Linked DNA regions of Mus musculus: all the other regions are linked to region 2. A link is a contact called in ENCODE Hi-C or POLR2A ChIA-PET data. All regions are on one chromosome and are shown on one strand. The core of a region is the stretch at or near the end of the contact, and the rest is flanking DNA. Distances in the headings are between cores, read along the strand shown. Region 1 holds the start of Aqp11 (aquaporin 11). Region 2 holds the start of Aamdc (adipogenesis associated Mth938 domain containing). Region 3 holds the start of Ndufc2 (NADH:ubiquinone oxidoreductase subunit C2). Region 4 holds the start of Kctd14 (potassium channel tetramerisation domain containing 14).

Region 1 (2,790 bases), core at 137-2,636, 160 kb before region 2:
ACTTGAGGTTGGCGGACTGCACCATCACCCTCCACACCTTCTGTGGCCCTGGCCCTGGTATGCCATGGTTGGAAGTCACAAAGACCATCTAGGAGGAAGGTCGCCTCAGAAAGTGACTTCCAGAACTATTTTAATATTCCCTTTTTCCCCCCTTCCCTTTTGCTCCGGCCCCGCTCGCACTGGACCATAGGTTTTTTATTTGTTTTTCATTAAGGATGGTTGTGAGCCACCATGTGGTTGCTGGGATTTGAACTCACGACCTCCGGAAAAGCAGTCAGTGTTCTTAACCGCTGAGCCATCTCACCAGCACCTATTTTAATATTCTTATTTGGGATATCTATAAGGCAAACTTCACAATAGATGTTAACTGTGCTGGAATACTTGACTCTCAGCTGGTGCAAGACTTCAGCTCCAGGCTAGCTTCCTTTCCATGGCCCCTCAAACTCCCTTCTTTCCATCCTGCCTCAGGTTGTCCCAGGATTCTGGGAAGCCAACCAATCCAAGGGTTTCCTTCCCACACTGGATGCCAATGAGAACAAGCAAACAATGTTTTCTTAGTATTTTAATATCTCATGATGAAGATAACATAAACATTATAAACTTTGAGGACTTCATGCCTAAACCACCACCTGCAGGCAAGGTGCTTCCAGCAGGTAAAGGTGCCCAATTGAGGACTTGAGTTTGATCCCTGGGACCCACCTTGTGGAACACATGAGATTGGGCACAGCGACCCCCGTATGTATGTATGTATGTATGTATGTATGTATGTATATACATACATATATATATATGTGTGTGTGTGTGTGTGTATGCACATATATAAACATAAATAAGACAATTAGATAATTAAGCAAATGCATTCGATAAAAAATAAAACACAACATCCAAAGTTTGGAAATAGTGGCGATAGCTAGATAAAGTGTGAATATAATTAACGTCAATTTTACACATAAATGGATATATATATTTTCCCCCACACTTACGAAAAAAGTTCGAGTGTGGGTGAAGAAAACCAAAGCTCTAACACCTTGTCAAACCAGTCAAACCTCGGTTCTCACGCCCACTCCCAGTTGACCACAGCTCCTTCCCTGAGGGTCACCTCCTCGCTCCTCAACCTCAGTCTCTCCATTAGTAAAAACGGGGTGGCTGCAAAGATGACCTCTGGGGCTCCGTGGAGTACAGTTTCCGGAGTGTGCAAAGATCAAGGCAGAGTTCCCAAGCCACGCTCCGATCGCCACATGCTCTAGCACCAGCGTGGTGCGGTCTTAGGCTCGGGGTCCGGCGCTGAGAGCCCAGAGCTCGGGCGCCACGCGCGTGCGCAGTGGTCTCGGGGCCCTGGCCCTGTGCTGAGGGAGGCGGCGGAAGGCGGGTGCGCGTGGGGCTCTACAGACCGTTGTCCCCTCCGCCAGTGCCCAGGGACAGCTCCCTCGCCGCCTCCTTTCCCCCGCCCTCCCCCCCTCCCCGGCTCAGGTCACATCTGCACAGCGCAGCCGGGGAGGGGAGGAGCCCTCCAGCGCGGAACCCGGGCTCTCCACTCGGCCCGCCCCTGAGGGGCGTGGGAGGGCGGGGCGGCGGACTTCGGACTCCAGCCCCCGACGCTCCTCTGTCCCTGCCGCCCTCAGCCATCCCCAGCGGTGAGGGAGCCATGTCCGCGCTACTGGGGCTCCGGCCCGAGGTGCAGGACACCTGCATCTCGCTGGGGCTAATGCTGCTGTTCGTGCTGTTCGTGGGGCTGGCCCGCGTGATCGCCCGGCAACAGCTACACAGGCCCGTGGTCCACGCCTTCGTCCTGGAGTTTCTAGCTACCTTCCAGCTCTGCTGCTGCACCCACGAGCTCCAAGTGCTGAGCGAGCAGGACTCTGCGCACCCCACCTGGACTCTGACACTGATCTACTTCTTTTCCTTGGTGCATGGCCTGACCCTGGTGGGCACAGCTAGCAACCCGTGCGGCGTGATGATGCAGATGATTCTGGGGGGTATGTCCCCCGAAATGGGTGCCGTGAGGTTGTTGGCTCAGCTGGTTAGCGCCCTGTGCAGCAGGTACTGCATAAGCGCCCTGTGGAGCCTGAGTCTGACCAAGTACCATTACGACGAAAGGATCTTAGCTTGCAGGAATCCCATCCACACCGACATGTCCAAAGCGATCATCATAGAGGCCATCTGCTCCTTTATTTTCCACAGCGCTCTACTGCACTTCCAGGAGGTCCGAACCAAGCTTCGCATCCACCTGCTGGCTGCACTCATCACCTTTTTGGCCTATGCAGGTTTGTTATTCCTACCAAACACTTGGCAGTCCGGAGCCTCTATGACCAGAGGTTCTAAGTTCTTTACCGATACATTTGAGCACCCCCTGCACCCTACCCTGGGCCACTTATTATTCTAACCACCTTGCAGCCTAGCAGTTGGAGCCAACATACAGATCTTCATTCATTGCTGTTTTGAACACCCAGAGAAAGCAGACACTCCGGTGCCGAAACTAAGATCGTGGCAGATTACTGCCAAAGGCTTAAATAGCCCACAAAGGGATTGTTTTAATGTTAGAAAGGCAGCTTATCAGTTACGGCTCTCATGCCAAGGTGGTATAGATTGCTTCTGACACTCTTACTGAGAAACGATCCGGTCAAAAAGTTCCTTCGAGCTTAAAGTGCACGATAGGTCAGTAGTTGACCGCGAGGAGAAGCAGTTCTGTAGCTGCATTCACGTCCTACTTTTTTCCTACAAATTACTTGTCATATTCCTTATGTGGAGTTGCACGTGGACTTTTAAGTAGACTCCCATGAAAGGTGTGTT
Region 2 (2,761 bases), core at 251-2,750:
AACAAGCACCTTCTTCAACTGTTTCCCCAGCCATCTGAGCCCCTCCTCCAGCCTACAGACTAACCACCCCACCCCAGCCAGCAAATGGAAGAGTGACTTCTTCCCTTAAGCCCTGTAGCTGAGATAGGGGGAAGGGATAGAGAAAAGTGGAGAGATGCTTTTCTATTATTTTGGGGGAGGTGGTGAGGAGAAAAACTATGGAGGAGGAGATATTAACCCTCTCCTACCCAGAGCGGAGAAGCTGGGCCGAGTTCATTTCCCCTTCCTACGCGAGAATAGGGGGGAAGCCCCCTCTCTGGTCATAGACTCAGATCTCCCAAGGAGGAAGGAGTTTGGGGGGCTAGACCAGCCCTCCAGGGGACGGGAAAAGGCAGGAGCCGACTCTCTCGGGGGAGTTCCCACCACCGGGAGAGCGGAGTGTCCGCGGGCCCCCGCCCACTCAGGTGGAGTGAGCAGAGGGGGCGCCGAGAGAAGATGGGCCCAGCCTCCCGGGAGACGGTGGGGCGGATTGGTGGGAGGAGGGGAAGAGAAAAGCGCAAAGCTGGCCGGAACCTGCGCTCCCCTTCCCCCGCCACCTAAAGGGGTAAGAACTGGAGGCAACACCGGCGCGGGGGACCCGGCCCCAGAGCGTCAGGCCGGCACAATACCCCCTCCTGGGCCCTAGCCCACACCCGGTCCGCGACGCCCCCACCTCCGTCCCCGCGGGGCACGGTGGCCCTAGGGGGCCTCCGCCCCGCCTCCCCAGCACCCAGGAACCCCCGGGCTACGAGGAGTAGGGACTCCGCGGAGGCCAATCCCTGGCGAGGGACGGCCGCAGAGCCCCAGGGTATCTATGGAGAGCTAAAGCGCGCCAGGGCCGCTTCCCGCCGGGCTTTCGGGCCGATCGCTTACCTTCTCCGTTGCCGATGTCTGGCGGCGGCGCCTGCAGCACCCGCTCCAGCTCTGGGAACGGCAACTCGGGCAGGTCCAGCAGCGGCCCGTAGCGTTCCAAGAAGGAGCAGACTACGGCGAAGTTGGGGCACGAACCCGGGCAGCCCGGAGGAGCCATCGCCGCTGCCGCTGCCGCCGCCGCCGCCGCCGCCGCCGCCGCCATTTTGAACTGGAGGATGGAGGAGGAGGGGATGGGGGGGCGGGAGGAGTTGGGGGGACCGAGGGATGGCAGGGTAGCTTTACGGACGACAGGAGGCGCTCTCGAGTGGACGCCCCTGCGGCGGCGAGCGTCTCGCGCCAGGCGCCGCGATCCCACAATACCACGCCGGCCCGGAGCAGTCGAGAACTGAGTTAGATCGGGGACAGAGAGGCACTCTGGGCCCTTCACTTTCCGCCCTCTTCCCGTCCCCTTCCCTCTACGACTTCAAGGCTCCGACTTCTTCCCTCCCACTTCGGGGTCGCTACTGCCTCGTGTGACAGGGGGAATGAAAACAAGGGAAGCGGGGCGGAGAGGTTGGGGGCGGGACTTTCTAAGAACGATAGCCAATGGGGGGAGGGGGCGGAGCTTCGGGTGTGGGCCGGCTGAAGGCGAATTCCAGGCCTGGTGGCTGAACCGCTGTGGCTCAGAGTCCCTCGGCTAGCTGCAGGGAAAGGTGAAGCACGGATCCGACTGGAGGAACAACCGCGAACAGAAGCGCTGCGTGAGTTTTCTGCGGGATCTGGGAACGGAGACGACCAAGAGAGAGAGACAGAGAGGGAGTTGAAGAGAGACACCAAGATGCAGCAAAAGAGAATGGCAGGGAGGAGAGAGGTTAGGAGAAGGAAAGGTGCGGTTGTGGCTTGGCGCGGGACCCTGGAGAGAAGTCTCAGAAAGTTTGCTGAGGGGTGTTGCCCTCTCCTGAGTGTTGTGTGACCAAACTTTTCCTGGGGGGACGGTAAACACATCTCACCCCAGACAGAGCTCCCACCGACAGACCGAAGTACAGATAACACCAAAGTCCAACTTGGCGAACCAATGCGTTTTATTTTAACAGGAGCATGGATAAGGGGTCACTTACAGGAGCAGGAATGACTCAGAGACAGCTGCGACCCCAGGGCCCACCCCAGCATGGGTGACAGATTATAAAAACTGCACAGCCTGCAGGCAGCTCACTGCGTTGGCATGTCCTTTCCAAGTGACTCTGGTCTGAACCTCTTCCAGGCAGCTCAGCTGGCTTCTGCTCCTCCCAGGCAGCTGGTCCCATCTCAGAGTCTTCTTTGCAGTGCAGCTTGTCTGAGAGGCTTTTTTTTTTTTTTTTTCAGCTCAACTTCCTTTAGTTTGAGAGAGACGATCACCTTTTACTGTTTGCTCTGACAGAGAGAGACCTAATGAATCTGGTTAGTTTCAGGGACTTCCTGAAGCTGTTTTGAGTTGTTTTACTGTCCTGTTTAAAGAGCTTCCTTGCCAGATGGAACCGGTGGACCAGGGCCTAAGGTACTCTGTGGATCACTAATGAGGAATTGCCTCTGCTGGGTGACCAAATCTGAGGAACCACTCTCTACTCGGGAACTAAGATGCTAAGAAGACTCTGGGCTCAGCTCAGGCTCTAAGTTGGCCAAGGTCTAGAGGGTGAGCTAGGATTCTACTTAGAAAGCTGGGAGTTCGCTGCACAGCAGTAAGCTTGTTAGGAAGCAGAGTTCTACTCCATTCCAGAGTTGGTTGTAGCATTCTCTCAGAAAGAATCCCAGAATGGGGAAAGTCATCAACAATGGAAAATAAATAGAACCTGCAGCTTAGGAAGCAGTATACTGTATGCTTAGGAGCAGGAAGTAAGTTTGAGTTGAACCAGAC
Region 3 (2,700 bases), core at 188-2,687, 180 kb after region 2:
GGTCCTTGGCGCCAACTGATGGTTTAGATTGCTGACAAAACTGACCCTCACCACTGAACTTCCTCAGTTCTCAAAAGTTTTCATGTCTTCCCCACCCAGAGAATAAACTGCCCTCGTCTGATAGCCTCTGCAGCCTTATCACTGTAATCTTGCAGCTAAGTAATCAAATTCACCCACTTTCAGAACGCCTTGCACACCCCACCCCCACCCCCAGACATACGAAGTTCTTTTAACTCTTGCTTGATATTCAAAGTTAAGTTCACATCTAGTGACATGATAAAGACATTTGCCACCAAGTCTGACTTGGGGAGTTCAATCCCCAGGGCTGACACGGTATTGGAGAGAGAACTAATTCAGGTTGTTATCTCCCCTCTACCCCCCCCCCCATATAAAGAATAACTATAACAAAGACAGTTAGTTTGCTTCTACATGTATCTTTGGAATTCTACAGTTCTTAGCACAGCTACATTGTGTAAGCTAAGCTATTCTCAATCGTGACCAGAAGCCAGTGACAAACTAGAATATACAGCTTGCTAGTTTATTGACAGTCTCCTATTCCAGAATAAGGGCAGTAGTAGCGTCTGGAGTTTTGTCCACATTAGTCCTCTCCCCAGACCTTATGAATCAAACCAATATTTTAACTGTATATTATTTCTATGCACTCCAACTCTGAGAAGCTCTGGTTCTAAGCACACACCAACACAACACAAGCTCCTCTCTTTAACTAGACCGTGGGCAAGGTGCTTTAACTCTGCTTGGGTCTCGTGCTCTCGTCAGTACAATACTTTCTCACGTCTGAGAGAAATGGGCTGGGCAACCGTTTAGCACGAAGTACAACGCGAACTGTGAGGAGCCCTTCTTGAGTCCTTCGCAGACTTAACCGTGGGGTTTAGAAGTCCCCATTGCACTGCACTTGGTTTTCTTCAATGTGGCTACTCTTGGCGCTGAGAACCCGAGAGGGGATGCACGCCCTGGGAGAGCCAGGCGCCCCCAGCTAGGCAGGAAGGCCTCGTAGAGCACAGATGACCTCAGCGGGCAACCCTGCAGCTCCTCGTCCGAGCGGGATCGCCCGCAGCCCTCACCTGCTCTCATCACCGGTCGCATCCGCAGCATGTTGTCCATCAGGCCCGTGCAGTAGCCCAACAAGCCCATGTAGACAAGCCGCGGGTCGTTCAGCTTGGGCGGGGGCAGGCTCCGGGCCTCGTCCGGCAAGAATTTTAAGGGCTCATGGCCCGGCCGGCCGTTCATCATCTTGAGGCAGGTTCCACGAGAGGTTTGACCTCGACTCCAACTATAGGAAAAACAACGACTCCAAACGCCGTGACCGAGCTACCGTCCTCCTCCGCGCTCTAGGCTGAAGGGCATTGCGTACGGCGGTGCAGCACCCAAAAGCTTCCCTGTGCGCTCAGCCTTAGCAACCTCTGCACGCGAGGTTCCGGGCTTCTAAGTGGCCCACAACGCGTGAAGGCTTGCGCTGACATTGTAGTGTGTGTGTGTGTGTGTGTGTGTGTGTGGGGGGGGGTTATAATAAATAACCCACAGTGGGCAAAGGCTAGGAAACATTGGTATGTATGTATGTATGTATGTATGTATGTATGTATGTAGTCCAGTTACCACAATCGAAATTGTCTCTCACTTACTTGCCCCCAGGCCTATGGCTCTTCAGAAAACATTATCTTAGCATCCAAAAATCAACATCTACAAGTGGTCATAATGGCTAGTTCATTTATCTAAAGCCTATAAAAGCAAGCTTTCTGGGGTTCCAGCAGTTCGTTTGCAGTTACTTCCCCCACCCCCAAAGCCTAAAATGAAGGTAAGGTCAGCACCAGGGTATTCGGAGGTCAGGAGCGAATCATTTACCCTAACCTTGAGATTCAGTTCTGGCGATAGTCTGCTAAAATGGTTCCCCCTAGGCCTTCAGGTCTATGTACGTGGCTGAGAGAAGTGTTCCCCAACGGATTAAGGAGTGAAAGAAGGAATTCCTAAAGTTCTATCAAGCGATTGCCTAGTCTCTTTCCGCTCACCTAAAATAAAGGACTTTCCGTACTTGAACATCTCCCTTTGGAAAGCCCTTCCTGATACTGAAAATGTATATGCTTCTAAGACAGGAGTACTAAATACCAGCTAAGAGTCGAGTGCGGGGATATTCCTCAATACTTGTACTCTTTGAGGAAAATCCAGTGAGACACACAGATAAAAGCAATGGAGCATGTGAGCAAATCTCTCTTAAAATCGTAGTGGTGCCTGTAATCCTAGCAGTTGGCAAGCAGTATGTCATTCTTGGGTACACAAGTCCCTGCCTAAAATAGATGAAACAGACAGACAATACATAAAAGCAATACAGTTGCATCAGCTTGCGCAGACCGGGGTTGAGTAAGAGAAAGGGAGACTATTTATACGGTCTGGGAATCTACCTAACTTTACCATGTAATTAGCAAGTTGAAATGGTTTTCTTTTCCCTGTATCTTTGTCCAACACTGGTCTGAACTGGAAGTTATTTATTTCTTTTTGAGATTTGCTCAAGGTTTTTCATCAGGTAATTATCAGAGCCCACTAGCTAATTATCCTTTCTTGGAAGGAGGAAGGGAATTTATAAGAACCAGGGCCAGAGTCTCCTTTAGTGCCCCGCCGTGAGAGTGAGACTCCACACCTCCACTGCTCACCTCTACCTTCTGCCTAACAAAGGCTGGGGTGGGGTCT
Region 4 (2,700 bases), core at 154-2,653, 130 kb after region 2:
ATTAATACTTGGCAAAGAAAAATAAAAACTGAAGCAGAGCTATAGCTCAGTGGTAGCACACTCCCTTAGGATGTATGACATCTGGGTTTGACCCCCAGCAAAACACACACATACAGGCACCCCACTAGGAAAGAGGAAAGGAAGGAAAGAAGGGGACAACAAAACCTTCCCTGAATGGAAGTATAATTAAACCAAGTTTCAAAGAATGTACACAGATAGCAAGCAGTTCATCAAACAAACCCACAGCTCAAAACCACAAAGCACAAAAGGAAACAAGGCAGAGGGGGAAAAGTCAACAGAAACCTGTGGGGGCCCCTTAGTGCTGAGACTGTTGGGATACAGTGGGAGCTTACTTAATGTCATTAAACAAATAAAAGCAAGCATCTAAAACCTGAGCACACTGGGCTGCAGGCACGGCTAAGTGGTGGAGCGCTTGCCTAGCGTGCACCAGGCCCGGAGTCCCATCCACACAGCTACAAAACAAAAACCAAAGAGTGACTTAGACATGAGTAAAGAACAAGGACGTACGAATTTTTAAAAAGACCACGGAGATTTTTAAAAGTCAAATAGACCCACAAAAATGAAAAGCTCAAGTAGCCGAAATAAATCATAAGTGCAGTTGAGAAGGAACTCAGGAAACGCCCTTGAAGGAGCAACGGTGTATATGTATACTATTCTTAGGCAAGAAAATTGGAAAATAGAAGAACAAAATGCCTGAACTTGTGGGGATGAAGGAAAACAGGTGCTCAAACCTTGCTGATTGGAATATGAACTGCTGTGACCTTTAGACATTAATTGGCCATCTCTACCAAAGGGGTGGGGGAAAGAACCCTACTTTTGGGACTCCATCCGACAGAGATAACAAAAAGCACCGTTCTGAAGGGTATGTGGGTGAATGTATTTGCCACTGATCTGTTTGTGTTAGCAAAATTAGATAGTTAACAGTTGACTAAATCACAGTCTGTCTGTGCCATGCAATGTTATGTGTTAAAAAGAGAGATGGGGGCTGGAGATATGGCTCAGCAGTTAAGAGTGCTTGCTGCTCTTTCAGAGGAGGAGAGTCTGGTTCCCAGCGCTCACATCAGGATCTTCACAACTACCTGCTAACTCCAGCTCCAGGGAAGCTGATGCCCTCTTTTAGCCCCATCCACCCACCCACAGGCACATGCACACCCCACATGCACACATACCTGTAATTCCAGCACTTGGGAGGTAGAGGCAGGAAGAGAAGATAGTCAGAGTTCAACATCATCCTTATTCTTGGCTACATAGCAAATTTTAGGCCAGCTTGGGATACACTGTTGGGTTCAGGGTAAAAGTTGAGAAAACTCATTTCAGATATGGAAGCTTAAAAATGAAAGCTTTGTTTTCTGAGCACTCAAGGAGGTGGCCAGTTCTGGATCTGAAACATGTCTGAGAAGAGGGATTGTACACCATCTTTAAAGGATGGGAACACAAAGCAAATGGGGGCTGGGGGGGGGTGCAGTGTTATCTAGTTGTGTGTGACATTGTGGGTTAAACAAGGGAGTAGCCATCAGAGACTGGGCTGCATCCAAGCACCTGGCTTCAAGGTCCTTGATTCACTCTCCTAAACATTAGGTCCGGAGCCCAGACTGATAAGGGAAAAGGAGCTGCTTGGCTGCACGTAGTCAATTAGGGCAGAACAGGCAATTGTTTATGCAGTTATAGAATGTATGCACTTTCTGTATTCTTTACCAGGTAATAGACAATTGAGAAAACAGAAGTGGGATAGGTGTTCATTCCTAGGCCTGGGAGCATGAACTTGTTTGACCTGCCAGCAAGATGGACAGGTTGTCCCTGAGATGTGTGGACTCAGACAACTGTGTATAACAGAAGATGTTCAGCCATTGGGAAGTCCCCAGCTGCCCTAAGGCCTGGGACCTTGAATTTATTTTTCTCCCTTTGATTAAAAGAGTCTGAAAGTGAAATGGTAGTACTTAAAATAAATTTCTTTTGCTTGTTCCCAACAACACGAGAAGAAAGAGACAAGAAAAAAGTAAGCCTGGAGAGGTGTCTCAGTAGAGCCATTAAAAATACTCACTATGGCTGAGTGTGGTGGTGCATGCCTTTAATCCCAACACCAAGGAGGTAGAGGCAGGGGATCCCTATGAGACAGAAGCCAGCCTATTCTGCATAACGAGTTCCAGGCCAGCCAGATCCTATCTCAAAAGAAAAACAGAAACAAAACAAAACCAAACAAGCAAACAATAAACAAACAAGACAATACAAGACAGCAAAAGCCAAAATCAACAACTCAGTATAGTGGTACAATTTGTAATCCCAGAGCTGGGGAAATAGATACAGAAGGATCCCTGGGGCCTGCCTGCCTGCCAGTCTAGTCTAATTGATGAACTCCAGACCAAGAAGAGACCCTGTGTAAAGACAGACAGGATGACACCTGAGTTGTCTTCTAGCCTCTACACACATACATACACATGCACATGTACATACACATATACATGCTGCTCCATAAACACGCACAGTTAAAAATAATAAAAAGAAAAATAGAATAGTATTACAGCAGTCATGTAGTGGGGATCTGCTGGTGAAAACCATAACGAGTATAGCAAACCATCCTCGTGCAAGTTTGTATCTGCATTTATCGGCATTCTCTGTGTAGCCCTGGCTGTCTGGGAATTCACTCTGTAGACCAGGCTGGCCTTGAACTCAGAAATCCGC

Evidence for each region. A loop is a pair of places that touch in the nucleus more often than their neighbours do. ChIA-PET counts read pairs that join two places held with the same protein, here RNA polymerase II (POLR2A).
Region 1: POLR2A ChIA-PET joins it to region 2 with 18 read pairs in embryonic stem cell. The contact joins the promoter of Aqp11 here to the promoter of Aamdc in region 2. POLR2A ChIA-PET finds 5 or more read pairs at or near these places in 3 of 5 experiments (Patski and embryonic stem cell).
Region 3: POLR2A ChIA-PET joins it to region 2 with 25 read pairs in Patski. The contact joins the promoter of Ndufc2 here to the promoter of Aamdc in region 2. POLR2A ChIA-PET finds 5 or more read pairs at or near these places in 3 of 5 experiments (Patski and embryonic stem cell).
Region 4: a map of left cerebral cortex shows a loop between it and region 2 (2.7-fold over the local background). The contact joins the promoter of Kctd14 here to the promoter of Aamdc in region 2. A Hi-C loop is called at or near these places in 1 of 37 maps with a recorded cell type or tissue (left cerebral cortex). POLR2A ChIA-PET finds 5 or more read pairs at or near these places in 3 of 5 experiments (Patski and embryonic stem cell).

The regions. Positions count from the first base shown.
Region 1 is chr7:97,736,843-97,739,632 of GRCm38, reverse strand. Aqp11 (aquaporin 11) reads left to right here and starts at 1,386. Exons shown (of 3, transcript NM_175105.3): 1 at 1,386-2,264. The coding sequence starts at 1,646.
Region 2 is chr7:97,578,236-97,580,996 of GRCm38, reverse strand. It overlaps Aamdc (adipogenesis associated Mth938 domain containing), which reads left to right and starts at 1,500. Exons shown (of 5, transcript NM_001177945.1): 1 at 1,500-1,631. Rsf1 (remodeling and spacing factor 1) reads right to left here and starts at 1,101. Exons shown (of 16, transcript NM_001081267.2): 1 at 892-1,101. The coding sequence starts at 1,093.
Region 3 is chr7:97,398,740-97,401,439 of GRCm38, reverse strand. Ndufc2 (NADH:ubiquinone oxidoreductase subunit C2) reads right to left here and starts at 1,437. Exons shown (of 3, transcript NM_024220.2): 1 at 1,083-1,437. The coding sequence starts at 1,251.
Region 4 is chr7:97,450,037-97,452,736 of GRCm38, reverse strand. Kctd14 (potassium channel tetramerisation domain containing 14) reads right to left here and starts at 1,403. Exons shown (of 3, transcript NM_001136235.1): 1 at 1,191-1,403. The coding sequence starts at 1,252.